Regions from separate parts of the Homo sapiens genome. Here region 2 is linked to region 1. Evidence: chromatin contacts called from ENCODE Hi-C data. All regions are on one chromosome and are shown on one strand. Each heading gives the region's core, a stretch centred on a gene start or an enhancer-like site at or near the end of the contact. The rest is flanking DNA. Distances are from core to core; before and after follow the strand shown.

The links. Hi-C counts contacts between places; a loop is a spot of excess contacts on that map. Pooled maps may share reads with other maps.
Region 2: a loop to region 1 is called in a pooled map, with 4 times the contacts of the local background. The contact joins the promoter of ATP10D here to the promoter of FRYL in region 1. A Hi-C loop is called at or near these places in 4 of 50 pooled maps.

Annotation. Positions count from the first base shown.
Region 1 is chr4:48,777,108-48,781,692 of GRCh38, reverse strand. It overlaps FRYL (FRY like transcription coactivator), which reads left to right and starts at 1,414. Exons shown (of 64, transcript NM_015030.2): 1 at 1,414-1,615. RefSeq lists silencers at 1,369-1,478, 1,569-2,448.
Region 2 is chr4:47,483,897-47,488,137 of GRCh38, reverse strand. It overlaps ATP10D (ATPase phospholipid transporting 10D (putative)), which reads right to left and starts at 2,863. Exons shown (of 23, transcript NM_020453.4): 1 at 2,619-2,863. RefSeq lists enhancers at 2,691-2,760, 2,732-3,026.

The DNA.
Region 1 (4,585 bases), core at 165-2,664:
TTTCACCTGTATTTGGGGAAAAGTCCTATGAACTACCAACTACTGATGTTTACTTACCCTTCTCTGTCATCATCAAGCCCCTTTTCTAGGGTACTGCTGAGCACTGACACTTCCTTGGCACCATTAGATTATACTGGGGTATCACTGCAAATGTACTAAAGCCCCCGGGGTACACAGTCTTCAAGGTTCATCGGCAAAGAGGGAGAGAACACATAACCATTTTCCCCTAACATTCTTAGATGGGTACCGAAGCTGTACCTGTACTCAATTTTAGTGGAAATAAACCTTTTAGTTCTTACAGCTCCAGTGGGAAACTGGGGAAACTCTAAAGCAGACCCCGCACTAGGCTTCCCCATAATTTCTTCTCTTTTCAATGCGTGAGGTTCTGCTCCATGGTCAAGCTTCTGGTATCAGATTCCCTCTTTCCCTTAGACAGACTCGTTTTCTCCTGAGAGGCATCTCAGTTGTTCAAGTGACCTGGGGTGTTTTTCCTACAGTTCTAGCAAGGGGGAACGAAGTCCTACACTTTGAGGATGGCATAAGGGTACCATCTACTTAATTTTTTCAAAAAAGTAACAGGTCTCGTGGAAACGCGGGAACGTCACAGAGGACGTGACTTAAACGGAACTTGTAATGGAAATGATTTTCTAAATGAACAATTGCGAGACAAGCAAGGAAACCTCCAGGTTTGCAGATAACTTGATTAAAGCTCTTCCGGGTGGCAAAATGCCAGTGCAATCAATGGTATGAGTAGGGCGGACAGTGGATGAAACTTGTTGAGTAAATCTCAGGAGGAATTAGCACTGGACTTTCAGGTATTCTAACTCAATTCTAACCATTCCATTCTCTGGATCATTGGATAAGGTTCCGCAGGATCCGGGCGCCAGCTCTGGATACATTACTGATCGGGAGAAAATTTTGAATTTTTCTCTTGTCCCTTTCCAGCTTTCCTCAATATAGGATATGAGTTTGTCCTCGACCCCTAACAACATTTAAAGGTAAAGTCGCTCCTAGAAGGCAAAGCGGAGAGGACTTTGCGGCTGTGTTTCTCAAGCCCGTAAAGAGAGAGTAATAATGGTAGGGAGCGTGCAGACTAGCTCTTTCCTTGCCCAATCAAGTGTACAGGAAGATGTCCTTTCACCAATAAAAATAAAGTTCGCTTTCCGGAGGCGGGAGGGTGAGCCTTGACTGCCAGGGCTCCAAAGCAACGTTAGAGGCGAGGGCAGAGAATGATTAGAGGGAAGACCAACCCGGGAAAAGGGGCGGGGAGAAGGTAGGAGCAACTTTGAGCGGCGGCTGGCCAGGCCAGTGGAGGGCGAGGACTGCTGTTCCTGTTGTAGTGTTTCTCGCCAATCAGGAAGGCCAGGGGGCGGGCGGGGTAGGGAAGGGGTGGGAAGACCTCGCAGCACAGCCGGGCGCCCGTCGGGCTCTGGGAGAGAGCGAGAGAGAAATCCGGTTAAAATCAGAGTCGGAGGGAGGTTTAACCACAGATCGGTTCCGATCGGATTATTCCTTAAAGGGGACGCGCCATTGTCAAGAGAACGGAGCCAGGGGCCCGAGGGCGGGGACCGGCGGCGCTGGAGGAGCGAGGCAGCTGTACTAGGACTGGGAACGGGTAGGTGTTGACTGGGGAAAGGCGCTTCATTTTACTTTCTCTTCCAGCCCCGGGGCAGGCGCCGGGATGCCCGCCGCCGGCAGCCCAGCCTGGGCGGGAGACGAGGTCGTCGGCCCTCGCCAGCTGTCCTTCCTGGTGGGCGCCGAGGGAAGGCGGTCCAGGATGGCTGGCAAGCGGCGCGGCGCGGCCCGGGCCGGCGCTCGTAACGGACACCAAACCGCGGCGCAACCCCAGCCTCAACCGAAAGCCCGCCCGAGCTCCGGCGGTTCCGCCGGCAGCGCCGCGCGCCCGTCTCTCCCGCACGTCCCCTTCCCCTCCAGTGCCTGGCTCTTCTCGCGCGCGCCCGGGTACCCCTCGCGCGCCGCCTTCTCGCGCGTCCTGCTCTGGTCGCGCGCCGCCTCGCCACCGACTCGCGGGAGCCGCCCCGCGGGAAGGAAGGCGGTGGCAGAGGTGGAGGAAGACCGGCGACCACGGCTCCGCCGCCTCGGCTGGGAAGGGAGGGCTGAGGAGCAAACTTAGCGCGGCGGCTGGCGGGCCCCGGCGGGCAGGGCTGGCGGGGACCGGCGGAGCGCGCCAGCCCAGCCGGGCATTGTCCGCCTTTTCCCTTGCTCTGGTCTCTCCGCCCACTGCTCGCGGTCCTGGGGAGGGGTGCGGGCGCTGTGCCCGCGCAGCCCCGGGCCGTTGGCGTACCCCGGGACCCGGAGTCTTCCGGAGCCGGAGCCAGCCCTGCGGACACCGCGGCCACCGCCCGCGAGCTGACTCGGCCTGTAGATTGCCTGCTGCTCTCAGCCTCGGCACCGGGCAGGGTGCCTGGGCGCTGAGCTCTTCTTTGCAACTTTTATTTGCCGTTTGATGGAAGTTGTTGCTTCCGGGCGGCAGGTTCTTTGGGCACAGCCTGGTTTCCTGCGTTCTGGAGAGGCTGGTTTCTAGGGCGAAATGATTTATTGCTGCCGGTCTTTCCTGCCATCCTAGTTTAGTTCCTCGCCACCTAAAATCGCATTTTTGTGGATTTGCAATGATATGGGAGCATTAATCTTTCCTAGGCCAAGATTTGAAAAGAAAAAAAAGGGGGTGGGGGTTAGGGTGTGTGCTGGTGAGGAGCAAGAGTTCTTAGTAGAGCTGAGTTTGCCCTTACCTTTGAACTGCGGAAAATATTACTTCGATTCACTGGCTGGGGTTCTTTTGGAAGGGTAGGGGAAAAAAGACACAGCAAGACAGGTTGCCAGGGTCTGTCGGATTGGGGGGGAAAAAGGGTTTTGATGGAAGTAAAGTTGGTTTTATAAAATGCTGTGCTGCCTAGGAGATATCGTCTGTAAAGTTGATTCTGCTACTGAATTTACAGCCATTATAATTAGTACCAACAGCTTTTACTATTGATAAAAACTAGTATAAGACGTCTTTTCATCTTGAGCATTATCACTCTGCTTAATCTGTCAATACTTGCCGAGGAAATCAGAGATAGCACATTCCTTGTTAGAGGCCTTAGTGAAGAATGTTTTCATAAGCATTCATTTTTGACAGTTTCTTCTTGTGCAATACTTTATGTAGAGTACTTGCATGTGCAAGTTACAACCGTATAAACAAAGTAGCAGTGGGTGTGTTATTCTCTGGTCTTTTTTCTGCTACTCATTATCAAAAATAGCATTCCATCGTGTCTTGTCTTCCACTCTGAATTATTTTGTAAAATTAGTTCTCTAAAAGAGGGAATTCTGTTGGAACATGTGACCCAGTTTTTTTTTTTTTTATTAAAGCAGTCCAACTTTTTAAAGCGTTCATCGATTAATTTATTGTCTAGTAACTTCGGAGTGGTGTGGAACATTGTAAATTCACAGGCTCAGCAGTAACAATAGAGAAACTACTTGGGAAATTGGAAGCCAATATCAGATAATGTTTGAAATAAAAATCTATTCTTCTCACAGAATTTAGGAAATAAAGACACACAAAAACAAATTCTTTGGGTTCAAGTGATCCTCCCACCCCAGGCTCCGTAGTAGCCGGGACTACAGGTGGGCACGACTGCGCCTAGCTAAAATTTTTATTTTTTGTAGAGATGGTGGTCTCACTTTTTAATTTTTCGTATAGACGGCTGGTCTCCAACTCCTGGCCTCAAGCGATCCTTCTGCTTTGGCCTCTCAAAGTGCTGGGATTACAGACTGAGCCACCGTGCTTGGCCGTTTGTAGTAATCTTGATGGTATCTGGCATTGTTTCACCTAATATTTCTTCTTTTTTGTTTTTTTCTTTGATCCATTTCTGTGATAAGGATGTCAGGCAAGCAGCTAGGCATAATCTTCCTTCCCATCTCATAATAAAAGGAGACGGTTAAACCAAGTTTTTAAATGTCTGTCTTTGTTTACTTACCAATTTATTTAAACAATAAAAGAATTTCTCAACTTTTAGAAGAGAACATATGAATAAAACATTCAGAAATAATTATCTTTGAAATATCTAGACTGTATTTCCTGAAAAAGACTTTTTCCTCTTTTGTGCTTTCTACATTGTTTTAAACACATTGTTTTATATGCACACATTTCTTGAGTTATGAACTGTTTCTTGAGATCCTTGGGAGCCAGAATTATCCTCCATTTCTGTGCAGATTCACTGTATCACCTCGGACCTTTTTAGTACCCAATAAATGTCTTATTTTAGGTCTTTGTGACAGAAAAAGATAATGTCCTGTAAAGGCCGCTTGAGTTATTTAATTTTTTAAATAAACACCTTTCTGAACATTTTATACTAAAGGCCAGCAATTGGCTTACTGTTGGGGGAAGATATGTCAATCTAGAGGTTCTTTGTTCTGTGTACAAAATTGTGATTTGTTTATAATATCTGTTCCACAGACATCTTTTGTGATGGTGAACACATTGTCACAATTATTCACAATTATTCAGGACTAGGTTTTATGTGTCAATAAGATCTGTTGAGTATACTTTTATTTAAAGGGTATTATGTAAAGTAGAAACCGATGACAG
Region 2 (4,241 bases), core at 1,614-4,113, 1.3 Mb after region 1:
TTATTGGGGCTTTGTTTCCATTTTTTGTATTACAGATAAGATGGTAATAAACATTTATAAATCTTCATATGCGATTCATATTATTTCCTTAGGCTATATTTTTAGACCCAAGATCACTTAGTCAAAGGCTATGAACATTCACAGGTTTTGTTTTGTTTTTGTAGAGATGGGAGCAAAATGGGACCATGCAGATACTTGAACCCTTGAGCTTAAGGGATCTTTCTGCCTCAGCCTCCCAAAGTGCTAGGATTACAAGCATGAGCCACTGTGCCTGGCCCAACATTCACAGGTTTTAATACATAATACCACGTAATTGCCTCAAATAGTTGTATTGATATACCTTTTATTGAGTAGCATTAAAAAAATTCCATTAAGGCCACAACTCTTTTACAAAACTAGCATCACTGTTAGTCCTTATTCTGCAAAGCGATAAAAAAGTATTGTTTCTATGGCTAAAATGATTTCTGAAATGAAATAAATTTATCTAAGAAAATATCGAAGGAATAACTGACGAGGAATAGTGATAGCATCCAGCACACATATATTTATTCCTAGAGTTGATAAATCAATTCTCCTTTTCTTCAAGCACTATTAAATTTATATTTATCAGTGCATTGTTCTGTGAGAATTCTCAGACAATCTTACTTGTAGCATTTTCTTTGATTCTTCTTCATTAGAAGAACTACTTCCAACTATATCAGACAATAAAGAAAACATGTAATGAAGGCTTGAATATGTGTACATTTTTTTAACCCTTAATTTAAAAAGTCAATTATAGGAAGTACATTTGTCTGACAGGTGAGTCACCTCTGTTCTATTATAAATTATAATCATATTTGAGCATTTCCCTTCGTTTTACTGACAATAGCAAAATAAATGAGATTCTATTTTTTTTTTTTTTTTTTTGGGGGACGGAGTTTTGCTCTTGTTGCCCAGGCTGGAGTGCAATGGCCCGATCTCGACTCACAGCAACCTCCGCCTCCCGGGCTCAAGCGATTCTCCTGCCTCAGCCTCCCGAGTAGCTGGGATTACAGGCATGCACCACCACGCCCAGCCAATTTTGTATTTTTAGTAGAGACGGGTTTCGCCATGTTGGTCAGGCTGGTCTCGAACTCCTGACCTCAGGTGATCCGCCTGCCTCGGCCTCCCAAAGTGTTGGGATTACAGGCATGAGCCACTGCGCCCGGCCCTATTCAATTCTATTTAGTCACTAAGTATGAAAAGTATTCAGGTTTTGCTAAGCCAGGGTCAAACACTCCCCACATCCTAGTTTAGAGTGCTTAGATTTTCCCTCTTTTTCATGCAATTTAATGAATGTTAAATTAGCATGAAAATTAAATGTTATTTTTAAACTCCCTAAAACTTTAAAATGTTGCTAAGTTATTTTTCCAAATGTATAAAATGACCTCATTTTAATAAAAATAAACTATCTCAATGTAGGTATATGATACGTATTTGTAGTGAGAATAGAAAACAGTCCAGAAGAAGCAGTTATTACTTTTTGAGGTGGATCGGAGTGGGAGGTTCTTGCTGCGGGCACTGAACAAACTACTCCGTTGCAATGATTTTTGCTCTTCACAAGTCAGCAAGGGTTTTCGATGATGCTATTCTTCACAGAAATGTGACCTACATGATTTAAAGGCTGATACAAGTAAATATTGGTGGATGAGGAGCCCCTGTCCTTGTTGATGCATCTCTCAAGGTTGATTTTGAGTTAGAGGTTTGCTCTGTCCATACAGACTTGTTTTTCTCCCTGCTTAGAACCAGCATGAAAAGAACGCAAGAAGAAACTTTGGTCTTATTCAGATCACATTTTAAAAACCTGAGCTAGCATGATAAGAGCAGTTAAAACATATTCTTTCTAAAGGCACAGGGTCCCAGACACCAAAATAACCATCCATTCCCTAACCAACTGATGTCTCTCTGCTGTACGTGGTAAATTAAAACTACATGTTTTACAACGTAAAATAAAGGGTGCCCCGAATAACAACTAGGTTCTTTAAAGTTAGTGTTTTGGGGGAAGCATGGGGGCTTCTTTGTAGCACTCCTTTGAAAACTATTTCCGAGAAAGCTCCAATACAAACACCTTTTTCTTCCTAAGGAATCAACCTTAGGGAATCAACCTTAAGGAATCAATCTGCTGGGCTAAATCTTCAACACCTTCCCTTTTCATCACCTTTGAGGCAGATAACCAAAATTTCTTTAAACTGCTTATTTCACAACGGGATGACAAAGGAGTGTGTGTGTGTGTGAATGCGTGTGTGTGCGTGCCCGTGTATGCCCGCGTGTACAAAGGTGTGTGAGAATGCGTGTATGTACGTGCCCGTGTGCGCCCGCGTGTGCAGTTTACCTTTTTACAAAATCCAGCATTTAAAATAGATTTTTAAATTCCCCTTTAACAAATGATTGAAAATGGTGTAATCATTTTATCTTTTGTTGTTTTTTTTTTTTAGTTCAGTAACAGCCCAGAACTGTAGTTTTGAGCCATGTCATCAAATCTAAACACGACTAGGGAAGTGGAGCGGGGAGAAACAGGAGAGAGAAACAGAAAGGAAAAGCGGGTGGGCGGTGAAGCAGAAGGCTGGGACAGTCAGAGGGATTCGCCGTCTCACTCTTACCAATTCCTCCCTCGGCACACATCACAGCATGTTGGTCACGAGTCGCAAGGTACAAGAAAAGAGCTAAGCACAAATTCGAAGAGTGAAAGCGGGTTGTGCTTCCACGCCAGCCATTTGCCTTCCGGGAAAAAAAAAAAATCACTTAGACATCTCCCAAACTCAGCTGCGGGAGCCAGCGCCGGAGCCTGTGCTGAGCTCGCAACCTACTTCTCCCTCCGCTCCTCCTCCCGTCTCCGCCAGGCTGCAGAGCAGCCCGAGCTGCAGTGCACCGCCAATCGCCCACCGCCCCGCCCTCCGTGACGTAGCAGCGGCAGGGCCTGGCAACTGACCGGCTCCCAGCTCCAGCTGTTTGACCGAGCTGCCCTTCTGCCCAGCGCAGATGCCCCAGTGACCCAGAGCCCTTACAATCTCACCTCTGACTTTCACCTCCCAAGTACAGGTTGCTCGCGGTTGACGGTTTGGTTCATTGTTTTGCTGCAATTCTAACAATTCACTGTTTTAGCTAAACGTGGAACACTGGACAATTATTTTTTGGAGGGTAAAAGAGATCAAATCTAAAAATGTCGCGCCACTGCATTCCAGCCTGGGCGACAGAGTGAGACCCTACCACAAAATAAATAAATAATATGTAATGTTACTGTTTTTATGACTAGAAAAGAAATGAGGAAAAATATTACAATTCTGATTTGGTCGTTTTCCTCACACCTTGCCCTTCCGTTCCCTTACTCAGGATAATGTGGCTTTGTCCATACACCTGCCAAGGTCCGTTTGCTTAAAATTCACAACTTTTTTTAAAACTTCTAAATAAGTTTCAACAACCTGTCTGGTTTCTCAAAATGTCTAATTTGGAAAGAGGAAAAGCCATTTAGTGAAGGCCGAACCAATAACTCAGAACAAAACCTAATAATCTTGGCTGCCTGTTTTATCCCATTGAAACAAATATAAAAAGTGGGGCCAAACTCTCCACAGCTCTCCTATATTGTGCCTCTCTCTTCCATTCTCTCAAGTGTTTCTCAGATGTGCAACAAGAGTGAAGAAAACTAAATGAGCATGCAAATGTTTGACTATTAGTAAAGAGCTCACCAGTACAGACACAGGGAGCTGGTTGGTCGGCTTGAAAATTCTCTCAGACCAAGAGAAGCCAAACAAGTTTCTGCACCCACTGAGAACGTGCTTCTGCCAGACGAGGAGAAACAAGTTCTGGGTGTGGCTTCCTATGATGCTCCATTAGGGAAGCCTCCATCTGCAGGTAAGGACAAATCTCTAGAACTTAGTCAAACTTAATCCCCAGAATTAACCCAGCCTAGTAGAATACACTGTCATTTACATGGCCTCTGAAATTCCTGGCCCTAGTAGCACTTTTTGCAGTCATATGACTGTCTCTAACATCCTTTAAGATGAAACACATTTCCTATCTGAGAGTCAACCTTATAGAGGAGACTTAAAACTGTAGCTGGGCCCCCCTGAGCTCTCCCAATCAAACACTGGTGTTGTTACCTCAGCAGAGGGCCTTCCTGGGAACGTACATACCAGGACAATTCAGGCATGTAGCCTGTTTGGATTGCTTAAATCAGTGGTTCTAACTAGCTACACATCAGAGTGAACCGGGGAGCTTGATGCCAA